Regions from separate parts of the Mus musculus genome. Here regions 2 and 3 are each linked to region 1. Evidence: chromatin loops called from intact Hi-C (ENCODE). Cell type or tissue: left cerebral cortex. All regions are shown on one strand.

What was found. Peaks named below come from ENCODE experiments on the same cell type or tissue, not always from the same donor. Only the 100,000 strongest peaks of a DNase experiment are listed, where the experiment ranks them.
Region 2: a loop joins it to region 1, with 7 times the contacts of the local background. A loop is called at or near these places in 28 of 42 quality-filtered maps.
Region 3: a loop joins it to region 1, with 2.5 times the contacts of the local background. A loop is called at or near these places in 22 of 42 quality-filtered maps.

The regions. Positions count from the first base shown.
Region 1 is chr13:30,083,655-30,087,654 of GRCm38, reverse strand. No RefSeq gene overlaps it. Among named protein-coding and RNA genes, the nearest start is that of Mboat1, 51 kb to the left of the region's middle. In left cerebral cortex, CTCF peaks have their summits at 2,265 and 2,472 (motif pointing right); DNase peaks (open chromatin) are centred at 2,460 and 3,116; H3K4me3 peaks cover 711 bases; H3K27ac peaks cover 303 bases.
Region 2 is chr13:29,983,724-29,987,723 of GRCm38, reverse strand. It overlaps E2f3 (E2F transcription factor 3), which reads left to right and starts at 1,661. Exons shown (of 7, transcript NM_010093.3): 1 at 1,661-2,424. The coding sequence starts at 2,056. In left cerebral cortex, CTCF peaks have their summits at 1,664 and 3,353; DNase peaks (open chromatin) are centred at 2,158, 2,866, 3,284, 3,823 and 2 more places; H3K4me3 peaks cover 3,278 bases; H3K27ac peaks cover 2,984 bases.
Region 3 is chr13:30,528,724-30,532,723 of GRCm38, reverse strand. No RefSeq gene overlaps it. Among named protein-coding and RNA genes, the nearest start is that of Uqcrfs1, 15 kb to the left of the region's middle. In left cerebral cortex, a CTCF peak has its summit at 1,749 (motif pointing right); a DNase peak (open chromatin) is centred at 1,742.

The DNA.
Region 1 (4,000 bases):
CCACTGTCTTAGTCATGTTCTACTGCCATGAAGAGACACGGGGACCAAGGCAGCTCTTAAAAAAGAAAGCATTTAGTGGAGGGCTGGCTTACAGTTTCAGAGGTTTAGTCCATTATCATGGTGGGAAGCATGGCCCCACACAGGCAGAAAGGTGCTGGGGAGGTAACTGAGAGCTATAGCCTGATCTGCTGGCCAAGAGAGAGAGAGAGACTCTGGGCTTGGCATGGTCTTTTGATGTAGTACTTCCTACGATAAGGCCACACCTCCTAATTCTAGTGACCACCATTCAGATCTATGAGCCTATGGGGGCCATTTTTATTCGAATGATCACAACAGCTAAGTATGAGAGTTCAGACTCCAGTTCTGTTCAGATCCTAGAGATCCAAGACTCTTTCAGTATGTCATAAAGTATACCCAAGATAGACTTTCCGTGCACAGCCATAAATGGTCAGCTGTACACATCCCTTGCCATAAGGCTGTAGGTAGCATGGCAGAAGAGGGAAGAGAAACAGTGAAGTGCCAGCCTGGGGACTGGGGCAAGGTGAAACAGTATCTTCTGGAGGTGCCAGGATGCCCCCTGCGCTCATGAAATCACAGCATCTGTGGATGCTAAGATTGAGCCATTCAGTACCCTATCATGAAGAATGAAGGGGCTTCCAAGACCTCACACGTAGCTGAAGACTGTTTGACAGTTGATAGCTGCTTAGAAAGGAGAGAATTATTTTTAGAGGTGTTGTACTGGGTGGTTTTTAGGTCACTTGACACAATCTAGAGTCTTTAGAGAGGAAGGAGTCTCCCTTGAGGAAATGCCTCCATGAGATCAAACTGTAAAGCATTTTCTCGACTAGTGATCAATGGGAGAGGGCCCAGCCCATTATGGGTGTTGCCATCCCTAGATTGGTGGTCCTGAGTTCTGTAAGAAAGCAGGCTGAACAAGCCCTGGGAAGCAAGCCAGTAATAAGCAGCACCCCTCTATGGTTTCTGCATCAGCTCCTGCCTCCAGGTTCCTATCCTGCTTGAGTTCCTGCACTGACATCCTCCAGTGGTGACCAGCAATGTAGATGTACAAGCTAAGGAAACCCTTTCTTCCCCAGCTTGCTTTTTGGCCATGGCAACAACATCGCAGCAACAGAAACCCTAACAAAGACAAGTGTGATCTATAGTACGACAACAGTGCTTCAGTGGATGGTCTCACACCCGCTCACATATGGGCAGCACAAATAGTAATCAGTGGGCTAGAAAAGAGGGGATACGAAATTAGGTAGGAGTGGGTCTGGGGGGTCCAGGTGGAGGAAGGGAGGTGGATGTTATTGATTGAATGTTATATACATGTATGAACTTTTCAATAATAAAAACATTATATAGTATATATTATATATGTATATATTGTATGTGTTTATATTATATATGTATATACATGCATATATATTATATATATATGTGTGTGTGTATATAGAGACATTGTCCCTTGCTTAAGTAAAATTTAAGTGACACCCATTAAATAAGCTCAGCTGTAGCTAGGACCATAGGTTTACATTTCCAAGAGACATTATACACAGTGTCTGTGCATGAGAGACCCTGTAGAAGAGTTGATACAAATGCCGTTCCTCTGTCAGCTTTATACTTTCTCTTTAACATCAAGGCAGCGCTTCTCAACCTTCCTGATTCTGTGACCCTTTAACACAGTTCCTCATGGTGTGGTGATTCCCAAACATAAAATTATTTTTGTTGCTACTCCATAACTGTAACTATGCTACTGTTGTGAATCATAATGTAAATAGCTGACATACAGGATATCTGATGTTCGACCTCTCCTAAGGTTTAGAACCTTAAAACTTAAAGCAACTGCTAAGTGAGAGAATTTACAATCTCAAGCCTGTTATTTCTCAGGCGTAACTATGTATCTATCATCCTTTGGCATTTTGTCCATTTGTTTATTATGTAGCCCTGGTTAGGCCCGAACTTGAGATCCTCCAAGTGCTGAGATTAGACACCAGCCTGTGCTACCACTCTCCACCTCCAGGTTTCTGTTTGGTTTTACCTTGTATTTTTAAGGAAAGAAAAACAAACAAACAAACAAACAAAACAAACAAAAACTATCGCAGCCATTTGGTGGAGTGAAGTTAAAAGCGTGGATGAGAAGAAATCCCTTTAGCCTTCTTGATTTTCTTCTATTCACATTTTCTTACAACCCTCTGTAAAGCAGGAAGAGGAAAATAATTACGACTAAAATTGGCCACAGTAACAGCAGTTGCCACAAAAATAAACAGTCAAAAATACAATATAGAAACAACAGCAATATATTTGTCCTTGTGTTTACAGAACATTACAGACTCCCCGAGAAGAAGAGGGGAGCAAGGAAATCTTCACCAGGGAGATCCCAGAATATTCTAGACCACGCGGGGCTGGGCTCTCTCACAAAGAACCTTGGAGCTAGGCGTGCATCCTCACGATCCACCACAAGAGGGCGGTCATCAAAAGCGAGTGAAAGGTCACCCTGCCCTCCGCAGACACCGGAAGAGTAAGTCCCGCCTAAGGGGGTTGAGACTATTTTTATAATCAGAAGCTGCTGACAGAGTTAGGAAAACATGATCCAAATTAAGATTTTCTTCCAACCATTTTGGGGTTGTTAATCCCATCTCAACAATTAATTCCTAGAGATTTATTAGCAGTAATAATAAATTGTCCCATCTGCAGGGCAAAACAGAAACCAAATTAATTACTTACATGAAGAGATGTTAGTAATTTGCTAACATTAGGTAGATTTTATTTTAGGTACATTTTACCCAAAATATGGGATAAGGGAAATTCAGCCTGCATTCACCTTTTTTAAAGATGTGAATTTAAACGGAATCTAATTACTGAGAAATGAAAAACTTGAGTATAATTCTCACTTGTATTACTCTATAAAAGCCCTTTCCTCGCCTCTATGTTTTTCTGTGTCTTGCCAGGTTTTTCATGGAGAATGTACTCCTTAAAATGGCTTCCTCTGACACAGTTAGCTAAGGATTTAGACCTGCCGATCCAAAACCATCTGGCTTCCAAGTGCCAGCCAGTCCCCAGTAGCTTGCTCATTCTTGCTTTCTGGGATCCATATTTCTGAGTTGAGAAGTATTTTCGTGTCTGGACCATGGTACCACTTTTTTACTAGTTTTATAGGCAACCTTGGTTCCTCCTAACCTGTCTGTGGTCCTGTTTCCTTCTTTCTGAAATGGCAAACAAGAATTGTCTTACTTCATCAAGGGACGGTAACTATTTGACGTTGCTTGGTGTGTCAGGGTCCGGGATCTGCTCTGTGAATGCTAATCAGAGCCATTATTAGTGAGTTTTCAAATATCTGCTGAGCACCTACTATCTGTCCATGCACAAAATAACCAATGGTTCCTAACATGGTGGGCTTGCATTCTAGCGAGGAGGTGACAGTAAACAGCAGGCATTCCAGGCAGTCAAGAATGCTTTGAAGCAAGAAGATAAGCACTATGGGAAAGAACGTAGAGCAGGATATGGAGGCTTGCGGGGACTGATAATGGTTAGGCTTGCGAGGACTGATAATGGGTTTCGGGTTTTTTTGGTTTGTTTTTTTAGGGTACTTGGGTAGACCTCATTTAGAAGGAATGGCTTACATACAGAAGTTGGGGGCGTGGGTGTACCACACAGCTCTGTTGGAAAGAACACCCCAACCCTTTCTAGTGTTTTAAGATTTATAGATTTACCCACTTCCCTCCACCGTCCCCACTGTCATGACATAGACACAGATTAAGGCCTGGGCCCAAGACTAAAACTGTGAACTGCCCAGCTTTCTGAGTAACAAATGTCTGAAAATTCTGCGCAACCTGAGGAGCTCTTGTCTTCAGTCAACCACAATTTGTCCTACAGTGTGTGCTTAATCTGCCAGGCAGGATCCAGATCCTACAACCCTCCATCTCTGTTGTCAGCATCATTGCTCAGAGGCCAGTCTCTTCATCTCCTTCTTCATACGCCCCAGCTATATAATCTAAAA
Region 2 (4,000 bases), 100 kb after region 1:
CTAGGTGTAATGCAAGCCTTGTCATCCACTGAGCACCCTACCAAATACTCTACATTTAAAAAATTATAATGTGCCTGAGGTAGAGAAGGATGTATCCCAACAGCTGTTTTCCACAGTTCTCAGCTACTCAATGAAAATCTGGTCTCGACATCTACATCTTCCCTCACCTTCCTCCTCAGTCGTAAATACTTCTCATTGTGCGTATACAAGTGTGTGTGTACGTGAGAGTGCACACGCTTGTGCATATGCACGTGCCTGTGGAGGCCAGAGAGGTCAACCTCAGATGTCTCCCTCAGTAGCTCTCTACCTGAGTTTTCAGAATAGGATAGCTCAGTGAGTCTCGAATTTCCCAACTGGCTTCACTGGCTGACCATCAAGCCCCAATGAGTTTTCAGGTCTCATTCTCCCAGTTCTGGGATTAGTGATACACGCGGTCATGCCTAGCTTTTTAAATGTGAGTATTGGGGATCAAATATAGGTCCCCTCACTTATGTAAGTAACTGATCCATTTCTCCAGCCCCACAATGCTCATTTTAAAGATCCGTGAGTATTTACTTTAATATAGAAACCAGTTCGACGATTTCATTTTCCTTGACATTTTCTGATTTCCATATATACATATATATGCATACATTTTTCTCCTCTTTTAAAACATATCGGGTTAGGTTTGCGTTGTAGTGTTTGCTGTTTGCTTAAGAATTTCCTGGCGTATGAGGCTGTAAAGAGCTGAGTGCAGGCAGCTTTCACTGGAAGTCCCACGTCACCATAAAAGCCTGTACTACTTTGGATTACTGCATGGCGGATTAAAAACCCGCGGATCAGTTCTAGGTTAGCCCTGATTAACTCCCCTGGGTGTTTCTGGGCCAGAGAGGGTGCTTGTTAGACTCAAACCTATACTTGTAGTCAGAGTTCACTGAACAAAGAGTTAATTTTTACTTAAATCGAAATCGGGCTAATCATGAAGCTGCCAGGAATGATCTGGAATATGAACTAAAGTGTGCCTGCAGTCGCGTCAGCTGAACCTTCTACCCCCACGGTTCTGTCTGCCCACATGCTTCTGTCTATCAGCCTTGGCCTCCGGATCCGCTCTCACGTCATTGGTTGGATTTCAGGAAGGAAGAAACCCAGGATTTAAAGGGCTCAGTTTTCCACCTGCCAGGCCGGGTCCAACTTGCCTTTGACACATATTTAGGGGAATTTCTACCAGTTCTTCATTTACTACACTGCTTGGTTACAGGAAACAAAGTCCCTGAGGGTGTCACCTTGACAATTTCCAAAACCGAAACTTGCGCTCAAGACTAGATCCACACTGAGTCTGCGAGGCAGAGTCCCTGCCCAGGTCATCAGAGCCAGCCCCGCGGGTAGGAGCGAGGGAGGGGCCTGGAATGGGCGTGGCTTTCCGTGGGAGAGTAGGACTTTGCCCCACCTCCTAAGAAGCCTGCTCTGCTTCCAGCCAGTCAGGTTGCTCTATGCAAATAGAGCCCGGGTCACCCCGGTAACCATGGTGTATGGCAGCCAATGGAAAACAGCCAGTGGCGACCTCGCTCCAGGATTGGTACCGAAGTAAGGCGACAGGGATCCAATGGACTGTGGGAACAGTCCTCGGCGGGTTGAGGGGCGGAGATATGCAAATATGGTTTGAAAAGCCGGCGGGAAATCTGAGTTTCGCGGGAGGACCTTGGCGCGTAAACCGTATCCCTTCATTCATTGTCAGCAGCAGCTTCCTGGAGCCATTTTTCAGCTGCCGGCCGCAGCACCCGGGCTGCCGCCACCGCCTCGCAATCCGTTGCATCGGCTGCCCCCGACGCCTCCATCCCTCCTCGGGGCCTGATATCCGTGCGGCCGGGACCCTCCTCTCTCCAGACCCCCGATTATTTTTGGCCCCCGGGGCCTGTGCGGTGCGGAAAAATAAAAAGAAAAGAGAGAGAGAGGGTTCGGAAGCGCCGGGAGGGGAGGCGAGAAGGAGAGACTTGGAAACTCCGGCTGCAAATAATAAAAGAAATTGAAAGCAATACGTTAATATATCGTAACACTAAAAAAGAGCAGGAGCGAGAGATGAGAAAGGGGATCCAGCCCGCCCTGGAGCAGTACCTGGTGACCGCCGGGGGTGGGGAGGGGGCGGCTGTCGTCGCCGCCGCCGCTGCAGCCTCCATGGACAAAAGGGCACTGCTAGCCAGCCCCGGCTTCGCCGCCGCCGCCGCCCCGGGCACGTACATCCAGATCCTCACTACGAACCCTTCCACCACGTCCTGTGCCACCTCCCTCCAAAGTGGCGCCCTGACCGCCGGCCCCCTTCTCCCCAGTGTCCCCGGCACGGAGCCGGCCGCCAGCAGCCTCTACACCACGCCACAAGGACCCTCCAGCAGAGTCGGGCTGCTGCAGCAGCCACCAGCACCAGGACGCGGCGGCGGCGGTGGCCCACCGGTAATACCCTCCTCAGCGTCCCTAGCCCAGGTGGGAGGCGGGCTCCCGGGAGCGGTGGCGGCGGGAGCGCGAGGCTGAGCATCGTGGGCCTCGTTGCTGTCCCTTCCAGCGTGTGCTTATTGTTAGACTCGGGGTGCTTTCCTGCGGACGTTGGGAGGACGTGGGGGCCTGGGCAGGCACGCGGGGCAGTGGGGAGTCCCTCTTTGAGAACCACATCCAACACTCCAAAACTTTTCGCGCCCCCCCCCCCTCCACTTCTTTTCCTGCACTTTTCCCTACCCCCACTCTCCCCTCCCTTGCAACTCGAAGCTTCCTCTTTCTCGGGCGTAGGAAGGGGTCACGCCCCGGATGGAGAAGGGGGTGGGGGAGGGAGTAGTGCACTGGAGAGTGGGGGACCCCAGAGGATGTAAACTGGGGGACCCGAGGCGTGCAAGCCTCCTCTCCTGTCTCTGCTGCCCCTGGGCGACTGGGGGTCCCGCAGGCGTGCTCCGAGCGCAGGGGCGCCAGTGCCTGGCACCTTTGGGGACCTAGCTCCAGGCAACAAAGGGGATCTGGGAGGTGGACGGGTATCGCGGTGGGGGAGGTGGAGCTGAGAGCCCCGGTGGGCCAGGGCTCGCGCTGTCTGCGACAAGGGGCCGGCGGGCGGGTGCTCCGGCCTGGGCGCATCTCCGCGGTGGCAGCGGCGGCGCCCGCGTGGCCGGAGCGCTGGGGCCTTGCTCTCCGGGCCCCGGGCCTGCCCTTGACCCGCCTCTCCCCTTGCCCCTTCCTTCCCCGCCCTGTCCCCCTCCCCGCCCCCCCGGCGACGGAGGGCGGGGGCAGCCGGGTTCCCGTCCCGCCGCCAGGATCTGTCCCTTCTCTCCGGGACCCGCCGGTGACGTTTCGCACACGTGCGCGGAGGACGCGCCTGTGACTGGGGAGGAGGCGGCGGCGGGAGGGGGCGCTGGAGGGGGAGAGGGGGCACCCACTTCCTCCTGCTCGCCGGCTCCCAGGCCTGGGACGGTCCCGGCGCCCTCGCACCCGGCACCGCCACCCTCCCTCTCCCGTCCCCACCCCCCCACGGCGCCCGCCCTCGCCCGGCGCCGCCGCTCCACTCGGCCTCGGGCCCCCTCTCCAGCCGGCCCCCCACCTCCCCCGGAGCCAGGCTGCTTTCGGAAATGCCCTTACAGCAGCAGGTTAGTGACCTGGACCGCGCGGGGGCCCGAGCCACCGCCGCGGGGACCCGGGATCCCCGGGGGGCCCGAGCCGGAGGGTAGGCGACGGAGCGGGGTTTTGGAGTGGGAACGGGGGGTTGGGTGCTTGAGGGAAATGAGTAAGCAAGAAAAATCTAACTAAGTAAATCCCCGGCCTCCGCTTCTAGGAGCCCCGGGGCGGGAGTGGCCGCCCCCGGGGTGGGTATAGTGTTTACGTGTGTTTCTTTTGGGGGGTGGATGGATGGGCAATTGAAACCCTGATGAGGGCTTCACGCCCGTGGCCGAGTTGAGCTGCTTTCTGTCTTGCTTCCCTTGTGCTGGAGGGGGAGGGGGCGGGTCAGAGGGTAGGGTGTCTGTGGGGTTCCCAGGCCACCCGCCACCCCCTC
Region 3 (4,000 bases), 450 kb before region 1:
TTTAGATGCCAGCTCTCTGTCAGATGTGAAACTATACAGGATTGTTTGAGAAATCCTGGGTTTTTGTTTTTCCATTATGACGTTGAGTCTTGTTCTTTCAAAGTCTGTTAAGAATTGTGTTGAAATTATGATGTGAATTGTGATGAATCTGTAGATTGCTTTTGATAGGATGGACATTTTTAGTGTGTTCACCCTACAGATCCATGAGCATGGTAAGTCATTCCATCTTCTGATATCTTCCTCAATTTCTTTCTTCAAAGATAAGTTATGATACAGATCTTTCACTTGCTTAGTTAGAATTACACCAAGGTATTTTATATTATTTGTGGCTATTGTGAAGGGTGTTGTTTCCCTAATTTCCTTCTCAGTCCATTTATCATTTGTATAAAGGAGGGCCACTGACTTCTTTGAGTTATTTTGTCTCTAGCTACTTTGCTGAAGTTGTTTATCAGCTATAGGAGTTCTCTGGTAGAATGTTGGGGGTCACTTATGTATATAATCATATCAACTGTGAATAACAGTACCTTCAAGTCTTCCTTCCCAATATGTAACCCCTTGATCTCCTTTAGTTGTCTCATTGGTCTTGCTCAAGTACTAGGTAGAATAGCTATGGACAGTGGACAGCCTTGTCTTGTCCCTGATTTCAGTGGAATTGTTTTTAAGTTTCTCTCCATTTATTTTGATATTGACTATTGGCATGCTGTATATTGCTTTGATATGTTTAGGTATGTGCCTTGAATTTTTTACCTCTCCAACACTTTTATCATGAAGGGGTGTTCTATTTTGTCAAAGGCTTTTTCAGATGTAATCAGATAACCATGTGGGTTTTTTTTCCTTTGAGTTTGCTTATATAGTATTATGTTGATGGATTTTTACATATGCTATGGCTAATCAACACCAATAACTGGACAAGAACACTAGGAAAGACCTCCCCGATTCCCAGAATTTCAGCTTAAAATCGGAAATAATAGTCTTAACTCAGGTGCCCACGTGGAAAGAAAAGGGACATTAACTCAAAGTAATTTCCAAATATCCTTTCTCAGTGACCCAGGCTTAATGGAGGTGGAAGAGGGGAAAGAGGAGAGAAGGGAGGGAGACTTTTCCACCTGCTGTGAGGGCTTTACAATTTATAGGAAGCCACAAAGGCTGTCAGATGTCATTGTGAGACAGTTTAACTGTTTCTTTGCCTAAGGAAGGTAAATGAGTCCCAGGTTGTCTCCATTGTAAATCACAGAGAGGTTTTCTAATTCACATTTGTGCCTGCTGAAAGCAAGGTAAACCGAGGAAAGCACCCTCTCCCTCCAGACTCCAATTTCAAGAGGAGTCTTAATAGTTTTTTTTGTTCCATACTAATTTTAGGATTTTTTTTCTTTTATTTCTGTGAAGAATGCTGTCGGAATTCCTATTGGGATTGCATTGAATCTGTACACCGCTTTTTGTGGAATGATCACCTTCACAGGGACGTCAAATGAAAACTAAGAGACGAAAGGACGTTTCATTCTAATGAAGGACCGAATCTCGGCTTTCTCTCAGCCGCGCTTCATTTGACTTCTTACGTGTCGTATCGCCTTGACTATCACATTTTAGTTTGTTTCTTTTCCGAATCAGAAAGCCTGTATCTTGATTTCTCTGTAACTTAGCATGTTTTTATCACATCACTAGGGCCACTCAGAGCCAGCTGCTTTCCCTCCTGAGGTTTCGGTGGGAATTCTGGAGCACACTGTCTGCTTTATCCTTTCATTCCAGTAGGGGGCAGCAGATGACAGAAGGACGGATTGGTGAGGGTTCGCTTTCTGTGTTGATGTGTTTCTGTGTGACAAGTGAGAATTAGAGTCTTAGTGAGCCAGTCAATCAGAAAGCCACATGATTCATTTGTGTTTACATTTACAACAGAATTTTCAATTCCTCAAAACTGTGGGGTTTCAGAAAATAACTTCTACCCCATTGTTAGGAATTTCCAAAGTTTGACAAGAACACAGAACTGCACACTTAAGAACAGGACTGATATCAAATCATAGTTCTTCTATAAAATGTTTACACTGTATGCTCTATAGCCTTGGATATTCAGTTAATTCAGTATGAGTTGTGGAGACTTATGTAAAGTTGATACTTTAATGATATATATATCTGCTATGGAGGTATTTATGATACAATATCCAGATAATAGTTACACACTATAGACAATTAAGAGAATACAAAGGACTTGTGCTTGGTAAAGGAAATACCAGGGAAATATATTTGGAGAAAATAATGCTTACAGATTAAGATTTAATGGTAGTATTCTTTTTGTCCTGTATGATGCATTCCATAAAAGACTTTTTTTTAGACAGGGTTTCTCTGTATAGCCCTGGCTGTCCTGGAACTCACTTTGTAGACCAGGCTGGCCTCGATCTCAGAAATCTGCCTACCTCTGCCTCCCAAGTGCTGGGATTAAAGGCGTGCGCCACCACCGCCCGGCAGAAAGACTGTTTAGATGGGATGTGTGCTTTCTATCGGACTACAACCTACTTCATGCCTATCAGTGTCCACCCGGCACTTTCCCTCTCTCCCCTGAAGACTTGACTTTCAATATCGAGCCCACCTTTTCCCAGCTAAGTGACCTAGGAGAGCCACCCCGTATCTCTGACCCCCATTCCTTTTACAAAATGGCAACAGTGGGACGTGCCCTGAAGAGCTCTTTTGAAAATGAAATGAGACAGTGTTTATAAGTACATCTTCCTCTCTATCCCCTTCCTCTGCCTTGGCCTTACAACATGTGGAAGTCACTCTTGTGAATACCTGTGTCCTGTCAGAAGGGGCTTGGCATGAGAAGGACAGAGGTCTTGGGGCACAGCGTCCAAGTTTCACTCCTGTGAGAACCACAGACAGTGTTCGTGAAGATAATAACTCGAGAAGTTCTAATTTGATGTTTGCAGCCAGTTTTAACAGGCACAGTGTTTTTCTTTTGCTTTGTCATCAAAAGAATAAACTGAGACCTGTCTAGAGTGGGTGGGACAATTGCTGACAGCCAATCTGGGTGACTTGATGGGACTGAGGGGACCCTGGGTCCAGGACACAGCTCTGCCTGCCACCCTGAAGCCTGGAACCAAGCCTTGTTTGTCACAGAGCACTCTGTCCTTTCCAGAGACATTTTCCCATCCTTGGCAATGAGAGTGTCTAATGGTGGAACTGACCCATCTTCTCATGTCCTTTTGTAGATCGACGCTTGAGAAAGGGACAGCTCATCTGTCTCTCGGGAGGAATAGAAAAGTAGCCCGGGCTGGGGGCTTCAAAGCATGAATTCTGGGGGCTGTAACTCAGGTCAAGACAGAACTGTGGCGTTCTGGTGAAGCAGAAGTGAAGTACAGCCGCCATCTCTGATGCCGCCCAATAACAAAGGAAAGCACAAGAAAGAGGAGTCTTAAATATCTAAAACGTCTAAGCTATCAGCCCTTTTATGAGGAGATCTCTTCACAGGAAACCCCCCCCCCCCCCAGGGCTTAACCTCATTCAGCTAGACAAGAGGGCTTCCCAGATATCCATAGGTTACCAGTAAGGTCCCAGCAAGTCCCACTCTAGAACTCTTGCCAACCCCTCGTCTGCTCCCATGGGCCTGGTGAGGGTGTCCAGGGTGTGACAGAGCAGGGAAGTCTGGAGAACACTGTGTCCTAAGAGTGGGGGTTTTATTTGTGTTTCTTTTAATACATGCTGTGACTCAGGCTATCCTAGAACTCCTTAGATATCCCAGGCTGGCCCCGAACTCATAGTAACCCTCTAGCCTCAGCCTCTTAAGTGCTGCGGTTTCAGGTGTGTGCTACCAGGACCAGCGGAAAGCATTGGAAACATTTAATGTACTTTACCCATGATGAGTCCGTGTGCTGAGATATTTGATGAGGAAGGAAGGTCCATCCATGGCCTCTGTGCTGGGTTGAATAAAAAGGGATTGAGAAAGAAAGCCTGTTAAGAACCAGCATCCTCCCTCCCACCTCCGTGTGTTTCCAGATCTGCTAGGAAAATGCAC